Linked DNA regions of Homo sapiens: region 2 is linked to region 1. The links are chromatin contacts, found by Hi-C in ENCODE. All regions are on one chromosome and are shown on one strand. The core of a region is the stretch at or near the end of the contact, and the rest is flanking DNA. Distances in the headings are between cores, read along the strand shown.

Region 1 (4,899 bases), core at 1,780-4,279:
CTTTTCAGTGCCAGCCGAGAGCATGGGCAGCTTAGGAGGGCAGGCTGGGTGCAGACTGAGAGCTTTAAGTACCACCGAGAAAGGTGACTGGTGGATGAATTTCTGGCAGTGCTGTTGCCTCCAGGAGCTGGCCCCTGCAGACTGCTTGCTCAGAGAGTGGCCAGGACTGTAGAGAAACCGCAGGGAAGAGTATTTGAGGAGGGAGAATACAGATACTTTTCTGGAGTGGGGTGAGCCAAAGACATTCATTGGAGAGATTCCAATCTGATTCTCGGGTGCCAGTAAAATTGAGATTATTTGTCTGGGTCATGGCGTAGTTATAAGGACTCACTCAATACATGTGTGCAGATGGACTCATGTGGGATGTTTTTACACAAGGCACATGAAACTGAACATCTCCAACATGGACTTATTCTTTCTCTCCTTCTCACTCCTCACTGCTAGCCCTCCCTAACCCTTCAGCCTCTGTTATATTTCTGATCTATGCTAAGGCTATCTCACATCGTTAGCTTCCACTCACCACCTCTTGTAGGTTCCTACACACTCTTAACACCTTTCTCCATTTCCAATACCCTCAGCTGGGGCCCTCATCATCTTTCTCTTGGGCTACTGCAAGAGTCTCCTCACCATTGTCTCTGCCTCTAGTCCCTTTCACCTCCAATCCTCTCTTCAGGCAACTGCCCACATTCTCTTTCTGAAATGCAAGCTTGGGCATATATCCAGCTTAATGGACTCCAGTAGCTGCCCAGTACCTATGGAATAAAGTCCAAAGCTTCCGCATGGCACACAGGAGCTTTCAAGATCGGCTCCCTCTGCCATTGCAGCTTCATCACCTGCAAGAGTCCAGGACTGTCATCACCTGGATTACCTGCTGTTCTCCTAATATGACCTTGGAATTGCCTCCTTACTTCCTATGCTATTCCCTCAGCCTGGAATATCTTTCTCTTGTCCTGCCTGCCAAACTCCTCCTCTTTTTTCAAGACAAAGCCATCTCCTTTGTGAAGCCTTCCCGATCCTCCTTCCTCCAGATCTGGGTTAAGTATTCTGCCTCCTATTTGTGTGTGTGTGTGTGTGTGTGTGTGTGTGAAAGAAAGAGTGTGTGTGTGTATGTGTGAGTGTGTGTGTTTAAATATACATAACATAAAATTTATCGTCTTACCCATTTTTAAATGTACAGTTTAGTGGCATTAACTGTACATTCACATTCTTGTGTAACCACCACCACTATCCATTTCCAGGACATTTTAAACTTCCCCAGCTGAAATTTTGTACCCATTGAACACTAACTCCTCATTTCCTTCTATCCCCCAGCTTCTGGCGACCACCATTCTGTTTCCTGTCTGTGCGAATTTGGCTATTCTACATACATGATATATATAGGATTTGTCCTTTTGTGAGAGGCTTTTTTCACTCAGCAGCATACCTTCAAGATTCATCCATGTTGTAGCATGTGTCAGAATTTCTTTTCTTTTTAAGGTTGAATAATATTCCATTGCATATATATATGTATGTACGTGTATGTAAATATATATACACACACACAGTGATATATATAATATATCACATTTTCTTTATTCATCTATCAATGGACACTTGCATTGCTTCCCCTTTGGCTTTTATGAATAATGCTGCTATGAACATGGGTGTACCAATATCTCTTTGAGATCCTGCTTTCGCTCTTTGATATGTACCGGAAGTGGAATTGTTGGATGGTATGGTAATTCACACCCCTATTATTTTTCCTCAAAGCCGATTGTGCATGTTAAATATGCATCTTCAATGTGGTAATGTAGCTATATACAAACTTCCAAGGAGTAATTTTAGGTAATTAAAGCACAGCAAAGACTCTGCAAAGAACATCTGACTCTTCCCTGTGGTAAAAGTATGTTTTCCACACAGAAGAACTTGCAAACCTGTTGAAACGTGACAGTGTGAATAACACTTGCAGTCTAAAATTAAACTCTGGCAAAATACTTCTAAGGAGAAAATTCTTTTAAGATAACCAGTTGGTAAGTTTTGTAGTTACCACTTCGTTATGACCTGCTTAGAAATTTGGAGTTAGGAACCCCAGTTCCAGCCCTGCCCTGTATATCACGTACAGCAAGTCACTTAATTTCCTAGGCTGATTCTCCTGCTTCAGCCTCCTGAGTAGCTGGGATTACATGCACCCTCCACCACGCCCGGCTAATTTTTTTATTTTTTGTAGAGATGGGGTTTCACCATGTTGGTTAGGCTGGTCTTGAACTCCGGACCTCTGGCGATCCACCCACCTCAGCCTCCCAAAGTGCTGGGATTACAGGTGTGAGCCACCGTGCCCGGCCGCTAAATGGAATTCTTTAAAGGAAAAAATGCAGCAATACTTGTTCTTCCCATTTGCGTAAGAAAAATCTTTGAAGATGAAGTAGAATCCTAGGGACATTTAAGGGTGACAAGATAGGTTCTGGTGGGATTTTAAAACATCACAATTGAGGAGACAGTTTTCCATAAATAAGGAATAGGCACAGAGAAGGAAAGCCCTGAACCAAGAATAGAAAAAATACTCTTGGTAAAAACAGACAGTAAGTCCTACATGGTATGTATACATTCCATCTAGGCAGTATCAGTTATAGCATTAGAATAAATACCCTAACCCACTTCCCATGGTTCTTTCTGGTTTGCTGTACATATTAGGTGTGGCAAAGATGTGTTTAGTCACTGTTATGACGGTGTCAAATGATGACACTTTTACCGAGTAATAAATCAACACAGGATCCTTGACTTAGAATAACTGACCAATCAACTTACTTGTACATCTTACAACCTCCATTCTTACCATGCATGTTTTCAGAATGTCTATGCTATTGATTCTCCACAAGGGAAGGCAGTATAAGGCAAGCCTGCTGAGTTTTTTTCACATATATTGCTAAACTAATATTGAGTGAGATATAGTCTTCCTTCTTCTCTGAAATTGAGGAAGTGGTCAATACAAAAAGAAACATGTTTGAGACAATTATAGAATTCAGATGACCTAACCAATGACTTGTAAATACAAGACATAAAAGGTACAGTGCTATGCATGTAGTTGCTGATAACTCTAAGAAAAAACGAGACAAGAGTTCACTCTTCTGAGAAACTTAGATCCATTCTCAGTCTGGGCATGGTGGCTCACACCTGTAATCCCAGCACTTTGGGAGGCTGAGGTGGGCAGATCACCTGAGGTCAGGAGTTCGAGATCACCCTGGCTAACATGGTGAAACCCCGTCTCTACTAAAAATACAGAAATTAGCTGGGCGTGGTGGCGCATGCCCATAATCCCAGCTACTTGGGAGGCTAAGGCAGGAGAATGACTTGAAACCGGGAGGCAGAGGTTGCAGTGAGCCAAAATTGTGCCACTGCACTCCAGCCTGGGCGACAGAGCGAGACTCCGTCTCAAAAAAAAAAAAAAGAAAGAAAGAAAGGAAGTTAGATCCATTCTCAGAGCTTTCAGTTTATAGTTCCATATTTCTCTGTTTTAGAATGCTCAGAAACAGCCTGAAAAGCTGAAAGGGAGTTAGTATGTAATAAAAGTGGCATTTCTAATTAGAGGGGAAAAGATGAGTATAATGAATGGTGTTAAAGGAACAGACTATGTATCTGGAGTAAAATATTTTTCCCTGTTCTCTTTCCCTTCAAACAGTGTCCTCCACACATGTTGTCAGGTGTCTGGTTAGACAGCCAGTTAACACAGGTAGCACCTGGGGTGCCACTCAGCAGTTCTTGAGGTGAATATTGTTAGCAGGCGACCATTCCCGCCATATGCTCCCTGCTTTTGCAAAACCAGTCCCCAGTGGCCAAAGATTTGTCTTGCTTTCAGACATCTATTATATGCCTGCCTTCAACTGGTCAGAATTCACACCCATACCTGCAAATGTATTCTCCCCAGTGACAAATGCTCTAATATTATTTCTGTGTATTAACAGTCAGCCACAAGTGGGTAGGATACTCACCTCATAGTTGTCTTCAATGTGTGAAGAATGGCTGGTAGTGGTGGTTCACACCTGTAATCCCAGTGCTTTGGGAGGCTGAGGTGGGAGGATTGCTTGAGCCCAGGGGTTTGAGGTTACAGTGAGCTATGATTGCACACAGAACTCCAGACAGGGCTATAGAACAAGATCCTGTCTCTTAAAAAATGTGTTACCTGTTGGGTACAATGTTCACTATTCAGGTGATGGGTACTCTAACAGCCCAGACCTCACCACTACTCAATATATCCATGTAATACAATTGCACTTGCACCCCTAAATCTGTAAAAAAAAAATTTAAATACTAATGTGCAAAGAACTGTGTTCATTAGATTGCCTGAGCCCAGCATGGTGGGTGGCAAGCATGGGTTAAAAGCCAGGTTTCCAACAATTAGCAAAGGCACAGCTGCCAGTAAATATGGTGTTGTCTGTATCCCATCAGGAAACCCTTGCTCTCCTATTAGACCTAATTATCAGTCAGCAGCTGAGTTCCAAAAATGGTGCTATGGGTTTGGCAGGAAACAAGTCAGGAGAGGTTATCCTGCTGGGTGAGAGGTCCTGTGATGGTGCTTTACAATACATTTCCTGGTCAGCTATTACTGTGATTTGGTGACCTCAAAATCTTGGCTGGTGCTTTTAGGTCTGGAGGAGGAACTTGGGCAGTAGGAACCACAATGGCGGAAGCAGGGCGGCCGTCATTATTTTTACTTCAGGTTGCTAGTATCTGACTATTAGGGAACATGTGTCCAAGGGGGTGGAATCAGGGAGAGTGGGATAGAAGGGAGAGTATCTTCTTGAAATCACATAGAATTCAGGAGAAGCTGAGTTCAATGGCAGCTTGCACACTGGTCACAGAGTCCACCCGCAGAGCCAGAGTTGCTCTGCCACAAGCCACTCCCTCATCACTCAGGGTGGGAAT
Region 2 (4,899 bases), core at 926-3,425, 280 kb before region 1:
TTGTATAGTCAGGCTGCAAATTTTCTGAATTTTTATGTTCTGTTTCCCTTTTAAAACTGAATGCCTTTAAGAGTACTGAAGTCACCTCTAAATGCTTTGCTGCTCAGAAATTTCTTCTGCCAGATACCCTAAATCATCTCTCTGAAGTTCAGTGTTCCACAAATCTCTAGGGCAAGGGTAAAATGCCACCAATCTCTTTGCTAAAACATAACCAGAGTCACCTTTGCTCCAGTTCCCAAAAAGTTCCTCATCTCTATCTGAGACCACCTCAGCCTGGATTTTATTGACCATATCACTATCAGCATTTTGGGCAAAGCCATTCAATAAGTCTCTAGAAAGTTCCAAACTTTCCCACATTTTCCTGTCTTCTTCTGAGCCCTCCAACTGTTGTAATCTCTGTCTGTTACCCAGTTCCAAAGTTGCTTCACATTTTTGGGTATCTTTTCAGCAACACCCCACTCCTGGTACTAATTTACTGTATTAGTCCATTTTCACACTGCTGATAAAGACATACCCGAGACTAGGAAGAAAAAGAGGTTTAATTGGACTTAACAATTCCACATGGCTGGGGAGGCCTCAGAGTCATGGCAGGAGGCAAAAGGCATTTCTTACATGGCGGCGGCAAGAGAAAAAAAATGAGGAGGAAGCAAAAGCAGAAACCCCTGATAAACCCATCAGATCTTGTGAGACTTATTCACCATCACAAGAATAGCATGGGAAAGACCAGCCCCCATGATTCAATTACCTCCCTGTGGGTCCCTCCCACAACACTTGGAAATTCTGGGAGATACAATTCAAGTTGAGATTTGCATGGGGATGCAGCCAAACCATAACAGGAGGTGTGAAAAGCGTGTGGAGATGTGGGAGGCGTGAGAAGGTGTGAGTGGGAGGCGTGAGGAGGTGTGAAGTGTGTGTGGAGGTGTGAGGAGATGTGATGTGTGGAGGTGTGAAAAGTGCATGGAGGCGTGGGAAGCATGAGGAGGTGTGAACCTGCATGTGGACTTAGGAGCAGTGAGGGAGGGGGTGAGGAGAGAAGGTGCTGCAGGAGCCCGGAGCTGGGGAGGGCAGCAGAAGGTCGGGCTGGGGTGTGGACCAGCCAGGAAGAGGCCGCTGTCCAGGGTAAGGGTGCGGAGAGCTTCGGGGGAGCATTGGCACAGCTGAAATGCAGACCTGTGCTGTGAGAGAGGTCCCTGGGATACAGAGCAGAGCAAAGGCTGCAGACCATGGGTTGACAGAGAAGGTGAAAATGAAGGCAAATCAGAGGCCCAACACAGATTCATGATGCCTGGGCCTGGAGGGCGTGGCGGGGAATTGGAGGGTGACCACTAAGAGGCACGGGGTTCCTTCTGGGATGGAAAAGGTCTACAGTGGACTGTGGGGTCACTGCGCAACTCTGAATGTGGTACACTTCGAGATGGGGACAGCACAGAAAATGTGAATTATACCTCAATAAAGCTGTTATTTAAAAAAAAACAAAAAGACAAAAAAAAAACTAAGAGTAGGGAGGAGGTCAAAGAGCAGTCCCCTCAGTGGTCAAGGCCTCAAAGACTGCAGGGGAGAGAGGCCCCGGGCAGGAGACAGTCAGGGTGTCCAGTGCGGCTGACAGGCTGGACCACTTCACCTTAAGCTGCCACAGGGCCTGGCCAAGGGCAGGCTCGACTGACGGGGAGGCTGGAGGGGGAACAGGCAGACCCTGGATGGCAGCAGGAGGAAGTGGGAGCAGTGAGTCAATTCAAGAGCATAAACTGCTTTCCAAAAGCGCATGTTTGTGAAATGCAAGAAAGAGGTTATTCAGGGGGTCCAGACCTTGTTTTTAAGATGGGGAGACCTGAGCATGCTTGTGGACAGACAGAAGGAGCCTGGGTCCCGAGAAGGGCAGACAGGGAGAGGCAGGAGGCAGGGAAGGGTGGAGGGCTGAGAAACTGAGGCAGCAAGGAGGGGTCTGAGGGAACATGGCAGGGACAGCCATGGGAGTGCCATCTGCCTAATGACAGGGACCCCGGGGAAGTGAGGTTGGGTTGGAGAGTCCCAGCTGCTTCTTGGGGAACCCGATCAGGAACTGAATGGTGGTAAATGAGCCCCACTTCCTTTCCCTCCCCTTCCTTGGGCTCCACACAGCCTATGAAAACACCGGGGTTTTTCAGGGCTTCCCCCGTTGTGGCAAGAAGGATGGGAGGACAGGGGAGGGGAGCAGAATCAGGCCTGAAGGAGAAAGAAGAAATTGCAGCAACTTTGATCAGAAACCCTGAAGTTTGTCATCTGGTGAAAATAAAGCATTTCTCCCTAATGGCAAATTCCTTTCGGTTTTAGCATCGTTTCTTCTGCTTTTGAAAGTCCCACCTAGAACCTCAGAACCTAGAATAGATCTGGGGATGACGCTGTGGGTGATGCTGGCTTTTTGACTTGTTGAAGGCTGAGCCACGGCTGGGAGATGTCCCCAGCTGGCCGCTGTCAGGCGCTGGGGAATGTTCGAGAGCCCTCATGGGCTTTCCGCACCACCCGCTCCCACAGTGGGCCAAGGCCTCCTCATCCCGGACCTGTGGGCGACTTGTGCCCCCTTGGTAACCCAGGCCTTCACCCCATCCTTTCGGATGACACAGGAAGGCCTAGAGCTCTGCATGTGACGTACTTGTTTCGACAGAAGCATAAAGGCCTTTGAGCAGCTGCTGGACTCTGCCCCCTGCCCTCATAAATCAGTCTGTTCACGCGTCACTGATTTGTTCCCACCCTTTGAACTCCCGCTTGCCTATTTTTTTTCTTTTCTTTTTTTTTTTCCTGCAACCTCTGCCTCCCAGGTTCAAGTGATTCTCCTGCCTCAGCCTCCCGAGTAGCTGGGATTACAAGCACCCGCCACCATGCCTGGCTCATTTTTGTATTTCTACAAATACAAAAAGAGACGGGGTTTCACAATGTTGATCAGGCTGGTCTTGAACTCCTGATCTCGTGATCCGCCTGCCTCGGCCTCCCAAAGTGCTGGGATTACAGGCATGAGCCACCCCGCCAAGCCTATTTTTTCAACTACTAACTCAAGTTGACATTTGCTGTCTTACAATCTTTCTGTTTGTTTGTTTGTTTTTAAGAGGCGGGGTCTTGCTGTCACCCAGGCTGGAGTGCAGTGGTGCCATCATAGCTCATTGCAGCCTCCATCTTCCTGGGCTCCAGGAATCCTCCTGCCTTAACTTCCTGAGTAGCTGAGACTATGTACAGGTGCAGCCCAAATGCCTGGCTAATTTGTCTTATTTTTTAGAGATGATGTCTCCCTACATTGCCCAGGCTGGTCTTGAACTCCTAGACTCAAGTGATCCTCCCATCTCGGCCTCCTGAGTAGCTGGGTTACAATCATTTTTACTAATGTCTTAGTGGTGTTTCTGGCAGAAATGTCCCCTGCTATTCTTTGTGGGTATGACAGTGTCTCCTGTGCAGTCAGCAGAACTCAACAGAAGTCACCTCTGATGTCCCTGGAGGCAGTGTCTCTGATGTACCAACAAAGCACTATGCTTCCAACCTGCGCTTGATTCAGAATCTCTGCAGCCATTTTACTTTATAAATCCTCTCCCCTAAGCCAGGACCCACATCTGGACACCCTAGTGTCTCCACTTCTGTGCCACCACTCTCTGGACACTTCATAATCCCCCTATCCTTAAAAGGGGGTGCATCCTGATCCTAGCTGCCTGTGGGCTGAGACTCCTGAGGAGACCCTCGCAGTAACTGAGGGGGACTGAAACTCTTAGTGCACCAAGCACAGACTCCTGACTAAAGAAACCAGTCTCTATCACACACGCTGGTTCAAAACGTATGTATGCAAATTCATCTGAAAATGTTACAAATGCATGGCAGGTTGAAACTTTATATTATAAAATAATTTATGTATATACAAAGAAATAACAGCAAATACTCATGCACCCAGCACTCCATCCTTAATACTTTGCCACGTTTGCTCCAGCTATGTTTTGTTTGTTTGTTTCTGAGACAGAGTTTCACTTTTGTTGCCTAGGCTGGAGCGCAGTGGTGCCATCTCGGCTCACTGCAACCTTGTCTCCCGGGTTCAAGCGATTCTCGTGCCTCAGCCTCCCGAGTAGCTGGGATTATAGGCACGTGCAACCACACCCGGCAAATCTTTGTATTTTTAGTAGAGACAGGGGTTTCACCATTTTGGCCAGGTTGGTCTTGAACTCCTGACCTCAGGTGATCCACCCACCTCAGCCTCTCAAAGTGTTGGGATTACAGGCATAAGCCACCATGCCCAGCCCCAGCTGTGGTTTAATAAATAAAAATGACACAGCTGGAGCTCCCAGCCTGCCCCCTCCTGGTGCCATTTGCTCCCAGGAAAGTAATCACTATCCTGAATTTGGTGTTTTTATGGCTAGGCAGGCTTTCACTAGGTAAATCTGGATTCGTGAAAGATACAGAGTACCGTCCAGTATGGTTTTGCACTTTATATGAATGCATTAATACCTTCCATAACCTTCTGCAGTTTGTTTATTCCCTCATGACTATGTGTTTGGAAGGTATCTATGTTGATACACACAGTTCTAGCTCATGCATCTTCACTAAGGCACAGTGCAGTTGGCCCCTGGGCAGCATGGGTTTGAACTGCATGGGCGCATCTATACATGGATTTTTTTCAACTGAATGGGAATCAAAACTACGATGTTCTCAGGACGTAAAACCTGAATATAAGGAGGACCAACTCTTTGTACATGCAGGTTCTACAGGGATGTGAGTATGTGGGGCTCTGAGCATACTTGGGGGTCCTGGAACCAGTCCCCCACATATACTGACAGACGACGCTACTCCTATATAACAGGCCACAACCGGTAGCCCTCTCTGACAGAGGGACACAGAAGGATGGCTAAGTGTGTGGAATCGGGCCGGGCACAGTGGCTCACGCCTGTAATC

What was found. Hi-C counts contacts between places; a loop is a spot of excess contacts on that map. Pooled maps may share reads with other maps.
Region 2: a map of GM12878 shows a loop between it and region 1 (2.1-fold over the local background). The contact joins two enhancer-like sites. A Hi-C loop is called at or near these places in 1 of 168 maps with a recorded cell type or tissue (GM12878), 5 of 37 single-sample maps with no recorded cell type and 4 of 50 pooled maps.

Annotation. Positions count from the first base shown.
Region 1 is chr1:235,878,266-235,883,164 of GRCh38, reverse strand. It overlaps a transcript of LYST not described here. Among named protein-coding and RNA genes, the nearest start is that of LYST, 14 kb to the right of the region's middle. RefSeq lists an enhancer at 2,758-3,037. Within about 2 kb of position 3,029, at least 4 of the 41 ENCODE cell types and tissues checked have a DNase peak (open chromatin) inside an H3K27ac peak, as active enhancers do; they include GM12878, where a contact is called at or near this core.
Region 2 is chr1:236,157,492-236,162,390 of GRCh38, reverse strand. All of the region lies in intron 1 of GPR137B (G protein-coupled receptor 137B), which reads right to left. Among named protein-coding and RNA genes, the nearest start is that of GPR137B, 17 kb to the right of the region's middle. RefSeq lists enhancers at 2,066-2,115, 2,206-2,655, 2,756-2,805 and a silencer at 3,771-3,820. Within about 2 kb of position 2,175, at least 5 of the 41 ENCODE cell types and tissues checked have a DNase peak (open chromatin) inside an H3K27ac peak, as active enhancers do; they include GM12878, where a contact is called at or near this core.